Linked DNA regions of Homo sapiens: region 1 is linked to region 2. The links are chromatin loops, found by intact Hi-C in ENCODE. Cell type or tissue: Caco-2. All regions are shown on one strand. Each heading gives the region's core, and the rest is flanking DNA. Links, peaks and the distances in the headings are about the cores only.

Region 1 (8,951 bases), core at 2,571-7,570, 160 kb after region 2:
CTGCATTTTGCATTTACATAGAGAGGATAGGAGTAGTTCTCAGGGTGTATACTGTCTTGTTTTTCTGTTGGAACAGAGTTCTTGATTTGCCTTAATTAGTCCTCTAACAATCTGCAAAGGTCAGTGCCAATTGCCTGTTCATTTACATTTGTAATTGTGATGGCTTCTGATTACATATTCCTTGTCTTAGTCCATCCTAAGTATATGCTAGTGTGTCCTCCCCACTACCCGCTACACACACACACACACACACACACACACACACACACACACACACACACACACACACACACACACACACACACACACCCCAGAGTGGTGTGAAGGCCAAAAATCTGACTCCTCATAGAAGAAACCTTTGTAGCGACTGCCCAGCCTCACTGGCACTTCAGTGTCTGTTCTGGAAAGCCATCTTGGAGACGCTATTGCTTCTAAGTTAGGGATATAATGAAGCCAGAGTCAGGGAAATTACGTCGATACCAGGCAAGAAATCTGAGAGCCATTATCTAGGAGCCTTGTTGAACTGAGTAATTAAGGGCAATTAAACTTTTCTGCTTGCTCTCTGCAAAATATGCTAATGATCTGGTCTGCTGGAAGGTGGACATATGCAGTGCTGTTTCACTGCTGTCAGACGCTGCTGCCCTGGAAGGTCCCCCTGGAGAAGGTGTGGCATCACCAGGATGGTCAGGTGGGCAGTGGGTTGAGCGTGCAGCCTCGTACCCAGCCTCCTGTGTCCTGGCTGGCTGTTCCAGGACTTGCACCTTTTCAGCAGTTATCTAGACCTGGCCGCAGTGGCCTGAGTTGCAGTGATTCGTATTCACTCATTCTTTGATGTTCTAGATCCACCATTCATTCGTTGCGTTATTTTTCTGGGATGATGAAGCTACCAGGGTTTTGTGCGTGTTGTTTCAGCATATGACACGTGGCACCAGCTGTACACTGCCCTTCTGGTTAGTGTTGTTCTTGGTCAAGGGCTCCAGGCTGTCTTCCATGCTATCTTCATGAGTGGGTGGCAGCACGTGCCCAACGCTGCCCACTGGGAGAAGCATTGATACTGTGGCCACTCACTGCAGAGAGGGTTTTTTTTGGCACAGCAAAAAAAAAAAAAAAAAAAGGAAAAAGGGGTACCTGCTGATGGTTCCTGGAATTAGGAGAGACAGTATATGGGTGTGTTTGCATTTGTTGAGGGGTGAGCATTGGGCGGGGGTCCTCTTTTTAGGGGTGTGAGTATGCCAGAGACCCCCGTTGGCTCATCAGAGCCCAGTGACATGGGGACCCCCAAGGGAGCCACAGGACATCATGTCATACCAAGTGTTCTTTCTGTGAAACCTTTATTTCGAAACATCCCAAGTCACCTTCGAAAGGTGTATCCAAGAAACTTGAAAATCTGAAACTCCACCCTAAAGTGAATATGGATAGCTAGCCAGTCAGTGGGTGTTTGTGCTGGGCTGGGAGTTGGGGGTGCTGTCCCTGGATTTGGGGGTGCTGTCCCTGGATTTCACTGGAGGGGAGAGACCTCCTAAAGCCGACAGTGTAGCAGGAAGTGGCAGCCGTCCTCTGCTGTCTCCTGCCATGTGTGCAGACCCCTCCCATATGGATCCCCTATCCTAGCCTCTGGAGTTCACACTTTCTCCACTGCCTGAATGGATGTTTCTCGAGAAATAATGATTTGTACCTGTACCGTCTTTAGGAATGTCCAAAGAATCCATTTCTAGGGCTACTTACATCCTATATGAAACTTGTTCCCGACCTTGGTAGGGGCCAGGGAGGAAATAGAACATGCATCTATCTCTCTGCGTACAGAAATAGCTCAAAGGCTTTTTCTCAGAGTCACAGATGTTAAGGAACCCCCTTCAAACTGTGACCCAATTATAAGAATTATGGTTCCAAATTATTTTTTTCAAACATTGACGAGCAGTGGAAAGTTTTGTGGCCTCAGTCTAAGTGCTGCCCATACCTCCCTGGTTCCTGGGCTTTCTGGTCTCCTGAGAGCCACAAGGAAGCTTCTCAAAATTCTCTGTTAATGCTAAATAAAATTTTAAATCCAGTTTCTGCATCATATTAACCAGATTTCAAGTGCTTAATAGTGCCATGGGGCTCATGGTTAACTTAGACAATACAGATTTCTAGAGCAGTTCAGAAGGTTCTGTTGGACCATGCTCAGCTCCTCCTCACTGGGTTTCCTCAGACTTCTGGTAGACCCAGGCTAGGTTTGGGGCTACATTTTCCTTAATATTTTTTGGCTTGCATTTTAGAGAAGTGTGGTTCCCGCCAGCCTGGATAGGGTACATCTTTTCTTGCTGATCTTTCTCTCTGTTTCACAGTTTTTCTCAGTTTGGGAGAACAGTCTTCAAATAAGCATTTAATTTTGCTTTTTGCTACTTATGTCTTATTCCATTAGCAGTTTTGAGGGACTTTGAAAGGACTTTGTAAAGATGTGTTTTTCAGAGTGGATGTTAAATGGGTTTTTATAGTTTTATGCCTCAAGACTATCTTGAGACCTTTTGTGTATATGTTAATAAAAGGAGCCATTTATTGCTTTTAAAAGATCTTTGACCTCTGCTCTAATTAGAATATCAAAAATCAGACAATGTGTGATTTTCCTGGTACAGGGCCATCTGTTGTTTCAACCCAAAATTTTATCAAAAATTGTCATATTATAAAGTCAAAAAAGAATGTGTGTATTTTTCACCCCCCGTTTCCATTGGTTGGCTGAAACAAAAGAAGTGTATTTTCTCACAGTTCTGGACGCTAAAGGTTCAAGATCCAGGTGCCGGCAGTTTTGGCTTCTCCCGAGGCCTTGGTCTCATATAGCCTGGTCTCTGTGAGTCCCCCTGGTGTGTCTCTGTATGATTAGGACATACCAGATAGATTGGATTAGGGTCTACCCTAAAGGCCTCACGTTAACCTAATCACCTCCTTAAAAGTCCTGTCTCCAGTCATAGCTACATCCTCAGGTACTGGAGGTTGGGACTTCAACCTAGGACACTGGGAGGACCACAGTTCAGTCTATTACCCAGACTTTCTGATATCTGAAGCCAGTTTCTTGTTTCCTTTTCTGTGGTCACTTTGGGTGGGGCAGGAGGGTAGGACAGAAGGTGGTGGGAGAGATGAAGGGAGGTCATGGAGATCCTGGAAGTCGCCTCGGACAGAACTGTCAGCGCCCACCAGGCCTTCTCTGGTTTCCTGCTCGCAGCACACGGTTCTCAGTGCTGGCCTTGGCATGGGATTAACTACTGCGACCTCGCTGGAAGGGGACTCCAAATGAAGCCGGAAGTGCTCAAAGACACTTGTTAGGACAGGAAAAGGGGTCAGAGCCCTGTGTCCTCTGAGCCCATTTTACCATGACTCTTTCCTTGCCTGTTCTCACACAGCCCTCACCGAAACCTTCTTGCTGGCAAACACCAAGAGGACTGACAGCCGGCCACGTGGAGGAAGGTTCTTGTGCCTGTGAAATTTGATGGTCTTAGCATCGAGAAAAGCTGCCTTTGCTGAAGGTGCTCCAGCAGGCTGGCCTGTGTTAGGCTCCTGTTGGAGGGATTTATAGAAATAAAAACTCCTTAGCTGGGCATGGTGGCTCACACCTGTAATCCAGCACTTTGGGAGGCCGAGGCGGGCGGATCACTAGAGCTCAGGTATTGGAGACCAGCCTGGCCAACATGATGAAACCCCACCTCTACTAAAAATATAAAAATTAGGCAGGTATGGTGGCGGGTGCCTGTGATCCCAGCTTCTCGGGAGGCTGAGGCAGGAGAATCACTTGCACCTGGGAGGCAGAGGTTGCAATGAGCAGAGGCCGCGCCATTGCACTTCAACCTGGGCGACAGAGCGAGACTCCGTCTCAAAAGAAAAAAAAGAAATAGAAACCCCTCCTTGCTGCCCACTGTGCTTTTAGGGACTAAGCAGATCTCCCTGGGCTTGTGTGTGGTGTTTGTGCTCTGGTTGGGGTAGATGCTACCTAGAGCCTTACAATTTTCTATGACCCATTAGGGTATAGAATTCAATAGGGGGCCAGCTGATTGACTGGACTTCCATCCAAAGGATTTCAGTTGCTCGAAGTACCTGAAGGACTTTTAATTCCTTGGTTTTTCCTTACCCTGTGTTATATACTCCAGGCTGGACATAATATAAAGATCCCAGTGTGTATATTGTTACCTTGTGTAGCTTTCATTCGGAGCCCGTCCTTCACTTGCGCTTCCAGGGCAAGTCACATCCTGCTTCCCATGGCTGGTCTTTCCCAGATTGAGCCTGTGATGTGAGCCTCGAGGGCAGCCTCCACAGGGCCGTTCCTGTCCTGCACGAGCATAAAGCAGAGGCGAACTCGGACCCTTCCTGGCAATCTTGGATGTCTCATGTCGCTAGGTTCCCATTGCAGCGGCCCATCTGTCTCAGTGCCATGTGGCTAGTGGCTGCTGTATTGGATGTGCAGACAGAAGCCATTTCCTTCCCTGGAGAAGGTTCCTGAGGACAGGGCTGCTGTAGACAGCAGCAGAGTAGGGACTTGGTACAGAGGCCCAGGGCCCAGGGCTGTGCTCTTCCCACTGCGTCTGGCCTCCTTGCTGCAGGCTGACAAACTCATCCACGGGACAAGTAGCACTTTGCCCCAGGGGTGGGATTCTTTGTGTCTAGATAACAGTGTGATCCATTGCTGGATTCTCTCCAGGATAGAAATGAAGAAATCCTAAGACTGCGGTGAGCAAAGCAGCAGCAGTTATCTGTGACTCTGCACACTCCAGAGCGCGTGCCTCGGGTTGCTCTGAGAAGTGGAAACAGTTTGCATGGTTTTCCTAATGTCCAAAGCCCTTTGTGACTTCCTTGTGTGAGTCCATTTCAGAAGCATTGAGAAGCCCCACAGCATGGGGAGGGCAGCCCTGATCTGATTGGCCCTGGCAGGGGTCCTCACTGGAGTGGCTTCTAGCCTGTCACCGGCACTGGCACCAGTGAAGTGCGTGTGTGATGAGGATGTAGCCTGGCCATCTGCTATGCAGCCTTGAACCCAGCCCACATGTTTTTATGGCAATAATGGGAATTTTGTAGTAGATGTCAGCTGGACTTTTGGTAGGTGAGTTTTTTTTGTTTTTTTGTTTTTGTTTTTGTTTTCTTTTTTTGTAGAGACAGGGTCTTTACACAGGCTGGAGTGCAGTGGCACAATCATGGCTCACTGTAGCCTCCATCTCCTGGGCTCAAGTGATCCTCCTGCCTCAGTCTTCCAAGTAGCACAGGCATGCACCACCACACCTGGCTAGTTTTTTCATTTGTAGACAGGGTCTCACTATGTTGTCAGGGCTGTTCTTGAACTCCTGGCCTCAAGTGATCCTCCTGCCTCAGCCTCCCAAAGTTGTGACTTGCCCTGTTCAGGTTTACAAGCCCACTATAATTCAGGTGTGAGTTGCCTCCTTCACCACTCAACCCGTGGCCCCCAGTTAAGGGGGCTTCTTTGGGCAGGAAATAGAGGCGCCATGTCTCCAGCAACCTTGAGTACAGGGCTGACTGCAAGGAGGAGGGGCCTGAGTTGACCTGAACTTTGAAGAATCCACGCACGTGCTTGTCTGGGATCAACATAGCTCTTTGGGGCTCTCTGTTTTAGCCCAGGGATCAGAAGTTTTTTTTCTAAAAACCAAATCCTTTCCTAGTGACTCACCGCCCAAGTATGAAACACAGGAAAGACTTTTGTCCTTTTAACTTGAGGACGAGTCGTCTCTACTACAACATAAACACCAGACACGAAGAATGAGAAACTTACTGTGCTCAGGGTGTGTGCTATGATGACTAAGGCAAACTGAGATTCTCCTCCTACGCTGGACACTCTGATGCGTGGTCACTTTCCGCAGACCATCTTCATACAGAAGACCGTGATGTTTATTTCCACAATAAGAATTTGATCTCACTATTAGATATTGTAACAACAACACCAACAACAACAACAGAAAAACCTACACAGTGCCTTAACACCTTTGTTCTCTTGGTGGCCCCAGCGCTGCGAGTCCAGAGGTCATTATCCGATTCTTGAGGGCTGATGACCTACTTCTGATTTCCATATCTAGCTGGCCTTGGACAGACAGGCCTGATCGAATTCTGCAGCCATTTGATTCCCTGCGGACCTGTGCCCAGACCCTGGGCGGATCTGAAGACTTCCTCAGAACACATAAGACCGGGGAGATTTGTGCCATACCGGGCTGTTTTCTCTGAGCTTTGCTTTAATCAGGAATGTAGACTATTTTTTGGTTTTGGTAGATGGCGTGCAGGGGCAGGGCATCCAGTCATTCCTGTAAGGCATTATTACAGGGCTAATTGGGAAATAGTGATTCTTTTTCAATAACTATTTTGGAATCACCCCCCTTTCTCCCCCGCCAAGTCTCTGTTCCCCTTGGGATTGTCAGGCTCACGTTGAAAGACCCCCAGAGGGAAGGATGTTGGCATATATCATAGATATCTGGAAAGAATGTTTCAACCACACCTGGCTGCCGTGTGTGAGGACAAATTTAATTTATTTTAAAAATCTGGCCACAGGCGGCTTTTTCTGTTTGTTTCTTTAGGGGGGAAAAAAATTGAAAAGCAGCAGCAAGCTATGGTTCACATTTGTTTTCTTCCAGATTGGACCAGCCAGGAGAAGAGAGATTATCTCTAAAGGATATGAAAGGTTTAATCATTTTAATTTTGTTTTTATTAAAGTATATCATAACTTTTTTTTTTTTCAACATGCCTGGGTAGAACAGGAGAGAAGAGGAGGTAATATAAATATACAGAAACCCTCAAGCATTTGGTTAATAAAACTTTCCAACGGGCGATGCCTCGTGGGGAGGAAGTGGTTGGATGGCTGGGGATGGTGGGCCGACTGGGGAAGGCGGTGACTGCGCTGAATCGTAGCCAGCATCTTGCAAGCTTCCTGTCCAGTTCCAGCAGACACTTGTGGGAGCTCAGAGCTTTCATGAAACTGAATGAGAAGAAGCTCTGACTGTGGGCTTATTCCATCATGTTTCTCAAGCGAGACTGGATCCCTGAGCCATCTGTGGCTGAAGAAGTCTGAATTTACAGAGAACAGTAAAATTTGCTTCTATAAGATTCTTCCACCCCTACCATCTCAATGAAATATTTGAACCCGGTTATTTTGAAAACTTGCTTTAGGCCAAAACCTCTGAAGTTGCATGCATGCACGTGTGTTTTATGAAGCGGCGAAGTTGGGATAAAAATAGCCTTAGTTTTTGGATAGAAAAACTATCCTATAAATTATGGTGAAACTGAGTAACCAGGATGCTAGATTAACAGGATTTTAGGCTCGTTTTCCCTTTAGGACAGAAAAATAAGCTCATTTCAACATTAATTCAATTGTCAAAAATCACCGGGGCATGGGCTGGAGTTATCATCACAGGTGTTCACTGTGGCCTCCCCTCTCTTCCAGGGCTGTAAAACTCTGCAAAGGCGTGACTGTTTGGAATTCCAGCCCTGGGACCGGGCAGGTTGTTGCATCACCTGATAATGATGAAATTATCTTTACCATTATGTTCTTACAAAGGCTTGAAATTTGACTTGCACATTTTAGACATCGCTTTAAGCAGCAGGATTAAAGCATTGTCATCTCGTTACACCTGACTTAACGTGGCAGTTCAGTTAACCCTATACCAGTCTTTAAGTTTTTGGCTGCATTAGCGTTTACAGTACTTTCCACAGCATTTTTATGGGCGGAATGGTTTGTTCATCAAGGAGAAGCAGCTCTTCTAGTGAAAGCTGCAACTCCAGTTCCCTGAATGAAGTAGAAACTGCACTGAGGCTTCAACTTAGCCGTGTGAGCAATGATCTGGCCTCTAGCAGGCTGTGTAGATAGTCACATGTTTTATGAAATTTCCCTCAGGGATTCCCGGGGCATCTGGGCTGTGCCTCCTGGCACAGAGGGCTTCCAAGAGGAGCTGTGTTGGATCTGCAGCCTCCCTGCAGGGCTGGGCTCACAACCAAGCCAGGTCTCCCCGCTGGGAAAGGGATCCAGAGCCCAGTTTCTGCCCCCAGTCTGCAGGTATCTGCCGTATTCAGTGAGCTGTGTTCCAGGTGGAAGAGCGGCCAGGCCACCTTACTGGCCTGTAAGTTTGGAATTCCCTATGGGAGTTCCCTATGGGAATTCTCTATGGGAGTTCCCTGAGCCAGTAAGGGGCAGTTTTCTTGGTTAATCTCAGCTAGAGTTGTATGAGCACTAAAACGGAACAAACACTGGCCCATATCATTCTCTGTGAGCTTCTTGATGGGAGCACAGCATCAACAGGTTAGGCAGCCCCCTTTCAGAGGAAGAGAGACCTGACACCTCTCCTGTCCAGGACTTCTGTCCCAGGTTGGACTGGATGACCCCAGCAGTTGTGGTGTGTAGGTCTTGGTCCTTGTTTTTGAAGCTGTATCACAGGCTATGAAGACAGCAGAAGGTGGGGGAAAAAAAGGTTATTCTTTTGTTTCACACCACTCAGCTATAGATCACAGAAACACTCCAAAGTGGCTTTAATGAGTTAGGAGGGCATGGTGTGGTGGCTTACGCCGGCAATGCCAGCACTTTGGGAGGCCGTGGCAGGAGGATACTGGGAGCCCAGAAGTTTGAGTCTACCCTGGGCAACACAGCGAGACCCTGTCTCAAAAAAAAAAAGAGGTTTCATTTTTCCTTATATAAGCAGCCTTGGGAGGAGGGCAGTCAGGTGCAGAAGTGAAGGTTCCACTGAGTCAGCAGACATCCACTTTCCTTCTATGTTTCCATGTAGCCATTCTCACCAAGCGCTTGTTGCCTCCTCATGGTCTAAAGATGGCTCCTCCAGGCCAGGCGCGGTGGCTCACGCCTACAATCTCAGCACTTTGGGAGGCCGAGGCGGGCAGATCACGAGGTCAGGAGATCGCATCCTGACTAACACCGTGAAACCCCGTCTCCACTAAAAATACAAAAAATTAGCCTGGTGTGGTGGCGGGTGCCTGTAGTCCCAGCC
Region 2 (8,951 bases), core at 1,879-6,878:
GGCTGAGGACCAGAGCACTGCTTGTGAATCCCCTTCAAATGGGGACTCAACAGTGAATGGGAGAAGCAAAGGTGAATCAAAAAAGCCCACTCTTTGGAAAGGTGGCCTCTGCTCTTTCCTCTGCTATGGGCCTTACACCCTCTGCTGAGGCCATCAGTGTTACACCCTCTGGTGAGGCCTGAGCTGTGTGACTTTGGACCAGTAATTTAACCTCTTTGGGCCTCACTTCTTTCGTCTGTAAAATGGGCCTAATGCATACCTTACATTTGTAGTGGGAAGTAAATGAAATAGGAATCAGGGCTTCATACCACTTCACATACTGAAAAGCTTCTCCGGATATTGGCTGCCATCTCCACGCCCTTTTCATTTCTTTCTTTGCTACTGATGGCCTCTGCTACCTTTCGTTTCTTACCACCTTGGAAGAAATAAACTAAAAGGTCCAGCAATTCTCTTCTTCCCCATGGGGTGGAAATAGAGCCAACTCCTTTTGACATCTTTGCAACCGTGTTCAGAAGTGAAAGAGTCTGAAATAGTTACAGTGTCCCCCATCCACCCCAGCCCTCCCCTTCTGTCCCCCTCCCCAGGCTGGCAGGCGGCCCTCCAAGTGAGCAGCCTACTCAATGACCCACCTAGAGAGGCCTTCCCCGGCTGGCTTGTGTATGCTAATAGGCCTGACTTGTCCTGGCTTGTTTGTAGTGATTTGTGGAGGCATTTATATGCAAATACTATCAACTTGCAGAGTTAATTATCATGTGCCTCCCCTCTACCCCCTCCTGCTCGGCCTCCCAGCCTGGCTGGGCTGTTCTCATTCAGCACCACGCTCTTCCTGTCTTGGCCTCGCCTGTCCCTTGCCCTGTCCCCTTCCTATACCTGCAGGCCCCATCACAGCTCCTTTGCTGCTCCGTTGCCTGTCACAGGCACCCAGGCCTAGCCTGTGTGGTCAGGCATGGTGAACTGGGCATGCCAGTGACTCCCCCAGTTCAGACTCTCTGTTAGAGGCCTACTCTTGCTTGTGGGGGAGCCTGCCTTATGTTGCTTTGAGTTTTAAGCCCCATGTTTACCTACTAGCTTGAAAAACAGAGCTGCCCAGACATAATCAACCCTTGACACTCAACCCAGTCTGGCGACAAAGCGATTATAGTTTTTAAATTATTAGTAGTATTTTCATTTCCTCACATTGCTTATACCGCTCAAACTTATGACCAGTTCCGAGCTCTGGAGAGAAGCCATTTTGCAAAGGGATGTCCCCTCCTGCTCCTGGATATCTGAGTATTAAAAATTTGCTTGGGTTGTGCATGGTGGCTCATGCCTGTAATCCCAGCACTTTGGTAGGCCTAGGCAGGATTGCCTGACCTCAGGAGTTTGAGATCAGCTTGGGCAACGTGGTGAAACTCCATCTCTACTAAAAATAAAAAAATAAAAAAAGAGATACTTGGGTGGATCTCAGGCCTGGTCACTTCCTGGTTGTGTGTTGGCACTGTTGATGTTTGGGGATAATTGTTTTTGGGGGGAGTGGGCCACCTTGTGCATTGTAGGACATTTAGTATCCCTGGCATCTCCCCACTAGATGCCAGTAGCACCTTCTTCCCTTGATGTGACAATCAAAAATGTCTGCAGGAATTGCCCACTGTCCCTTGGGGAGGCAAAATCGCCTCCAGTTAAGAACACCTGAAATAGAGGTTACATTTGCTTCTCCTGGTCTAAAACAATGGCAGGTTCCCGGCCACTCCCCCCATTTAGACACCTTCACTGCAGCCTGGGAGTTGAGCAGCCTCTGCGTATGTGATTCCACCTGATACCAGATGATGCTGTTTGCTCAATTTTACACTGGTCTTTTTGGCATTTAAAAATGAAGAATCTGGGCTGGGTGTGGTGGCTCAAGCCTGTAATCTCAGCACTTTGGGAGGCAGAGGCAGGCGGATTGCTTGAGCTCAGGGGCTTGAGACCTGCCTGGGCAACATAGGGAGACCCTGTCTCTACAAACTTTTTTTTTTTTTTTTTAATTAGCTAGGCTCGGTGGCATGTGCCTGTAGTCCCAGCCACTCAAGAGGCTGAGGCAGGAGGATCTCTTGAGCCCAGAGGTTTGAGCCCAGGGGTTCGAGGCCAGCCTTAGCAACATGGCAAGACCTTGTCTCTACAAAAAAAATACAAAAATTAGCCGGGCGTGGTGGTGCACGCCTGTATTCCTAGCTACTCGGGAGGCTGAGGTGGGTGGATTGCTTGAGCCCAGGAAGTAGAGGCTGCATTGAGCCGTGATTGTGCCACTGCACTCCAGCCTGGGTGACAGAGTGACATCCCGACTCAATAATAATAATAATAATAATAATAATAGTAATAAAAAGGAAGAGTCTTTCCTTTTAGAGCATGGTAATGTGCTAGCACTTGAGGTGGTAACATTTGCACCTCTCTAGTGCTGTCCAATAGAGAGAGAGAGAGAGAGAGTACAAGCTTATATGTAATTGTACATTTCCTAGTAGTCATTCATAAAAAGTAAAAAGAAACAGGTGGAATTAACTTTAAAACAGATATTTTCAGCAACCCACGATTTCACCATGATGTTCTGGTCTCAACGCTCAGAACCAGCCCCATGTCCAGTGCTCAGAAGCCGCGTGCAGTTGTGGCCGTCATATTGGATGGCTTAGTTCTCAGATGATTCTGGGCCTTTGCAGCCATGACGTCAGGTCGTTTTCTACTGTTACTGAGTCAGGGAGGAAGTTTTTTTCTTCTGTTTATTCTCTGAAAGGTAAGGCCTTCCTTGGCTGCACAGCTGCAGCTGAGAAGCGGATTCTGAAGGGGCAGGGTCTCTAATCTCTAGGGAAGCTCCCCCAGCCTCCACAGTGGGGAAGCCCTCTAGACAGGATTTTGGGCTGAGCCTGGATAGTTGGGGGGGTGGGGGAGTCAATATCCCGAGGGCCCCGTGGACTCTCGCACCACACAGACTAATGCTTCAGGTTAATTTTGTGTACAAGGTCCCTTTTGTTGGACAAGGGGATGAAAGTCCACAGCTGTGACTGGAAAGAGGGGAAGGACCCTCTGGGATGACCTTGTTTTGGAAAGTCTAAATGGAATACTAATGGCCGAGATCTAAGAAGGGTGATGTATGTGTGTGTTTGACTGGGCTTAAAGATAAGGTGAAGAGTATTTTAAAAGTTGGTGTGCAGCTTCCCAGATAACCGTATGCCTGGGGCCAGTTACGATTTATGGCAAGCTGGTAGTCATGGCTGTGTGTTGGTCTCACTTTATCTTTTGAATCCTGGCTCTATAGCTTAACCGGTGGTGCTCTGTTTGTTTATTTTATCTTTTTTGGGTGGGTGGGGGACATGGGGGTCAGCCAGGTTTTACAGTGAAGCATAGCAGCATTTTATAACACACGAAGGGCTGTTCATATTTCTGCTCCTGGGTGCCCTGGGCTGTGTCACTTTTTACTGTCCCTAATGATAGCACATGCCAGGGTGTTGCATTCTAGAGTTTCCAGGAGCCTGAAGTGCAGGCCCCCATCTTGTACAGTGCCACAAGCTTGCCAGAGCTGTGAGCCGGGGAGGAGGTGTGGAGGCCTTAATATAGCTCCAAGCCCCAGGTTTCTTTCATCTCTGAGGTCAGCTTTTTCCTGTTGCCTCTTGACTTATTGAAACTGTCGCCGGGCTGGCCAGCACACCCAGCAGACTTTCCTAGTAAACAGAACAGCCCTGGGTGGCAGGTTCTTCGCTTTTTCTAGACGACAGATGAGCAGTGGGATCTTATGTCACTCAGTGGGACATTTCATATCTCCTCTGAGTCATTCCCTAAAAACCGCTTTTCTTAGAACTTAAAGAGATGCAGAATTTTACAGTAACCATGAAATTTCATGGATGCATTTGAATAGCAACCGGATATTTGAATACCTCCTTACCCCAGTATTCCTAAGGAAGAACTTTACACTGAAAAATACTCCCAAACTTTGTGTTTGGAAAACGTATGTTCTTGAGCTAGTTTGGACTCCGCTTTTAATAGTCGGGTTGTGATATACGGGTGTATCTTAAATCTGGGGTTCTCTTGTATTTGTACTTTGACAAGGTATAGTTGATGGGAGGGTGGGGTGAGGGTCTTTTATTTGCGCAGCAGTAAGGATGAAATGGGCAGTTCTTCTGATTTTTGGATGTTGTCTACAAAAATAACTTCTCTCACAATAAATTGGCATAGGAAGTTTGCGGGTGTGTTTTTTTGGAGGGTGAGAGATGTGGTCTGACTTCCCTCAGACTCTTCGCTTCACCTCTTGAGTAGGCCACGGCCATCTGCTTTAACAATTTTATTTTTTTTCATTTTAAATCCTCAAAGACAAAGGGACCTGGAAGTTCAGACCTGTCCTGCCACATTCCTGAGTAATTTGGTTTTGATTAACCCAAGGAGAAAAGTTGGTTTCTCCTAGCGACCGACCGAGGGGATCAAAGCGCCGGGAGGGGCAGTTCCCCTGATACACCCAGTCCCCCTCCTCCCTCTCTCCTGCCGGCCCCTCTCCCCTCCTCTTCCTCTACCCTCTACCTCCACCTCCCTCCTCCTCCCTGCGCCTTTTCAACCTCCCCCTCTTTAGAAGCTGAGCAGGAGTTATTTCCACTTTCTGACTCTCACAGAAGTGGAAGCGTATCATAGAGCTTTGGGTGGACAGACCAGGGAGAAATACATCCCCCCACCCATCCCTTTCTTCCTAAACTCCTTTTCCCCCCACAAAGCGGCAGAGCGCATTCCTGTGCTAATCCGGCTGCTGGAGGAATGCAAATGGCTGTAATTGTGTGCCTCTGGACCGGCCTTCCGCATCTGTGCAGCTTTTCTTCTTTGAGGAGGTGGCTAAAAAGTTCATTTACATAGAGAAATGAGACTGGCCTTGTGATCCCTAGTGGCAGAATAGGGACTTTCTAATAGGAAAGGGGCCACATCTGTGCTGCCTGCACCTTCCTCCCGCAGCCCTCCCCAGTTGTAGAGAGAGAGAGAGACAGAGAGAGAGAGAGTCTGTCTATGCGCGCGCACGCGTGTGCTGTGTGGTATGTGTGTATGGGGTGGGGGAGAAGGTGGACACCAGGCCCCTGCTGGGCATATTTTACAGAAGGGCAGTTAAAAGGGAGAAGTCTTCTCTTGATAGTAAGAAATCAGGCTGGAGTAGGAGACGGCTTACTTTTGGACAAGCCTCGTGGGTAGTCCTGGTATTAAACCACAGTAAATGACTTATTTTTATTTTGTTTTTGAGACAGGGTCTCACTCTGTCTCCCAGGCTGGAATCCAGTGGCACAATCTCAGCTCACTGTGCCTTCCTCCTCCTGGGTTCAAGTAGTCCTCCTGCCTCAGCCTCCCGAGTAGCTGGGACTACCAGCGTGGGCTGGTTTTCCACCATGCCCGGCTAATTTTTGTTTTGTTTTGTATTTTTAGTAGAGACGGGGTTTTGCCATGTTGGCCAGGCTAGTCTCGAACTCCTGAGCTCAAGTGATCCACCTGCCTCGGCCTCCCAAAGTGCTAGGATTACAGGTGTGAGCCACAATGCCTGGCCTATTATTATTTTTTAAAAGCACGCTGTGGGTCCCAGAAGTGATTTATTTTTTCTTAGTTTATACTTGAGTTTGGCAGTGAGTTGTTGGATACTAAGATTGTTCAGCCCATTTAAAAGTATCATTTGGGAGCCAGTACATTGTAGCTTTAGGGAGATGTTCAAGACAGACAAGAGAAGTCTGTCTCAGTCATATCCGAGAACACTTAGAATCCCGCCTGAATCTGAAGTTGAAAGACAGGCAGAGGTTCTGAAACAGGACCATCCAGTAGAAATACAGTGTAAGCCACGTAGGTAATTTTAGATTTTCTATTAGTCACATTAAACAATGAGAAACAGGTGGAATGAATTTTCATAATACATTTAGCCCAGTATATCCAAAAGGTTATCATTTCCACAGGTAATCAATATTAATAAAACTATTAATGAGATATTTTACATCCCTTTTTTTTGTACCAAATCTTTGGAGTCCTGTATTTTTATACCTTCAGCACATCTCTATCGAGACAAGCCACATGTCACAGGCTCGGTAGTGACAAGGGTCGGTGGCTACCTAGTGGATGGTGCAGCTCTGGAATAAAAGATTGCTGCCCTGTGCTCTTCTGAGACATTCTGTTGATGGAGCCAAGTCAGCCATCACCCCTGTGACCAGCTGCTTGCATTTACTGGGGAATGGGTGCAGGCTCAGTCTGCACACAGCGGGTTTGGTCAGAAATGCCTGGCTCCCCCGACATGCTCATGAGATTGTTAGGAGATAGAACTGTGACATTGGGGTGCCAGTGTTCTGTAAACTGCTTCCTGGCGTACAGGTGGGGGTGCTCACCTGACTGTGAAAACCTTCCCAGAGGCAGAAGACCAGCAGTGGCAGCAAGGCACGGGCCACCTCCTCAGGGGACAGCCCCACTCTCATTCATTCCTGTGAGTGCTAGTGTGTTTGTTACAACAGACTTACTGCTTCATGTATATTACTGAAATCACAGACAGGGCTGCAGGGAGCCTCTAGAAATGCTCGTTTCACCCTCTCCGTGGTGGGTTGCTAGTTTGGGGCAGGAGGAAGGCATGAATCTAGAACCTTCTACCTGTAGGTAATTGGTGTGGTTTTTCTGACTTCACAGTCATTTCTAGCACCACACACACAGGCTTCCGGTTTGGCTAGTCCAGGGACTGTGTGGTGCATTGCTTGGAGGGGACTTTCTCTTAGAGGCTCTAGTGCCCCCCAAGATGAGAGTTGTAGGAGCTGCCACTGTTGGGAGGGTCACCGATTCCAGCAAGAAACTTCCCCTCGCCTTCTTCTCTTAGTGTTTATTTGGATTTCTGCTTTCTTGCCTTATCTTGATGCCGCGGAATGGAAACCTTCCCTAGTCGAGGACCAGTGGGCGTCTCCCATTGGAGGAGGAGAAATGGAGGGACAGAGGGTGACATGGAAAACTCAGAAACAACCTTGTCCATGAGAATCAGGGGTGTAATGGAGGCAAGCAGTCCCATCCTAGACTTTTTTTTTTTTTTAAGTTCGTTACAGTTTTTCTTGTTCACCCAGAAGTGACTTCTTTTCAAAACTAAATGATTTCAGCCTTGGTACCATTACAGCTCTTCTCAGTGAAATAGCAAGGAGAACTGTCTGCTGGCTTCTAGCAGAAAGCGCCACTGTGAAATGTACCCTAGAGAAGATGCTGCTTTCAGATGCTTTCAGAGCGGCCGGGAAGTCCTGGAGTCTTCTCACTGTTGACCTTAGCGTTCCTTGGTCAATACATGTGACAACAACAATTTTCCTTTGCCATTGCTGTTCCCAGAGCACCCAGCCAGCCTCCTACGATTTGAGGCTCTCCTCTAGGATGCCAGTGGGATTTGTGCCCCTGGTAAGCTGAGAAGCGGGTGTGGATTTGGGTTTGGAGGGAGGGAGGTATCGAATTCCTTTAACAGGCTGGCCTCCTGGCAGGCAGGAAAAAAACTGTGAAAGTGTGAGGTGGAAGGGGCCCCGGCGCTGGCCTCTGCTGGGGACAGAGCATCGCAGCTGTCTGACCCCGGGTGAAAAGTTCAAATCTGCATTTAAAAGGAGTGCCAGTCCCCCCCCACCCCCCGCCTGCCCCCTTTCCCCCCAGTCAAGTTGAAACTGTTCACGTTTTAGAGGATATGATCAGGCCCTGTGCTGGGACACCAGGCAGCCCCGCTTCACTTCTGTCAAGACCCAGTGCTGGGGGGCGGCGGGGGAGCTGCTCAGCTAAGACGCAGTTCTTGAATAACAATAGTAGTTGAGGACGAACCCTCGGAGGCGCCTGGAAGGGAGGGGAAGTTTCTCCCTCAGTCAGACACTGGGCATTTAACCCCTTTTTCTCCAGGTGCTTTGCAAGGCCGTTCCTCTTCTGTCCTCCTCTCCAGGTCATTGGTGGGTTATGTGGGGGTGCTGGCAGGGCTCCAGGGTACTGGGGGTAGGGGGTAAGGAGGTGTCTGGCAGCTGAGGTCACCTGTCCATGGAGGGTGGTGGAGCTCAGGCCTGGAAGGGCTGCTCCCCTGTCGCGTGGGGTCAAGGAGGGCCCAGGCTTGGGGAGAAACTTGAGTGGGTTGGGATGAGAGCCTGGCTTCTGTTTTCCATGCATCTACCTTCTTCCTTCCCCATCCTGCTCCTGCTGCCTGGCACCCAGTGGGGTCTGGCCGCAGCCCTGCCTGAAACCCCCTCCACTGGGGCTCTGATTTGTTTACTGGAGCATTAGGTGAATGTAAACAGTTCAACCTCTCCGGTTTTATATGCTTAAAGGGTCTGAGTGTGAATACAAATGGGTATTAGGCCCCTGTGGTTCCAATGACTGTCCTCCATCCGCTCTCGTTGCTAACTAGCAGGTCTTTAACCTGCTGGGGGGAGGAGGAGGAAAAGAAAGTCCTTTGCAAGCGTGTGGACTCTGGGATGTCTCTACTTTTTTTTTTTCCTGTTCTTTTTTTAAATGCTGAGCTTTAAAAAGTGATGTTGGGAGGCCCCCATCTGTAGGACTGAAAGTTGAAGAGCACTGAAGAGGAAAGCTGCCCGCTCTGGGGAAGGCTAGTTATTTTGGTCTCTTTTTGGGGACGAAGAGAAGTTTTCTAGGTTCCTGTTACTTTGTCGCATGCGCTCGTGAAGTCTGACTATGGCGTTGAGAAATCCTTTAGCACTGGGCAGGTGGTCGAGTATACCTCTGGTTTTTTTGTTCTTTCTGAATCTTCTTTTTAAAAGGGTAGTTAGGAATGGATGCCTTGTATGACTGTGGTCACTAGGAAAGGGTCTTTAGCCAGGTTTTTGTTTTTGTTTTTTTGTTTTGCTTTTGTTTGTGTTTTTTGAGACAGGGTCTTGTTCAGTCGCCCAGGCTGGAGTGTAGTGATACAATCATGGTTCACTACAACCTCCATCTCCTGGGCTCAAGCGATCCTCCCACCTCAGTCCCGCAACCCGAGTAGCTCGGACTGTAGGCAT

What was found. Peaks named below come from ENCODE experiments on the same cell type or tissue, not always from the same donor. Only the 100,000 strongest peaks of a DNase experiment are listed, where the experiment ranks them.
Region 1: a loop joins it to region 2, with 5 times the contacts of the local background. A loop is called at or near these places in 2 of 110 quality-filtered maps.

Annotation. Positions count from the first base shown.
Region 1 is chr16:72,874,336-72,883,286 of GRCh38, reverse strand. All of the region lies in intron 4 of ZFHX3 (zinc finger homeobox 3), which reads left to right. LOC124903715 (a long non-coding RNA gene) reads right to left here. Exons shown (of 2, transcript XR_007065111.1): 2 at 6,647-8,387. Among named protein-coding and RNA genes, the nearest start is that of ZFHX3, 170 kb to the left of the region's middle. RefSeq lists enhancers at 4,528-5,029, 5,044-6,243. In Caco-2, for the core only: no CTCF peak of the experiment used is centred there; DNase peaks (open chromatin) are centred at 4,606, 5,546, 5,996 and 7,426; H3K4me3 peaks cover 317 bases.
Region 2 is chr16:73,032,168-73,041,118 of GRCh38, reverse strand. The region is part of intron 1 of ZFHX3 (zinc finger homeobox 3); the gene reads left to right. Among named protein-coding and RNA genes, the nearest start is that of ZFHX3, 11 kb to the left of the region's middle. RefSeq lists enhancers at 395-907, 3,961-4,813, 4,814-5,668, 7,905-8,074, 8,010-8,572. In Caco-2, for the core only: CTCF peaks have their summits at 4,734 and 4,933; DNase peaks (open chromatin) are centred at 3,048, 3,568, 4,428, 4,848 and 1 weaker place; H3K4me3 peaks cover 911 bases.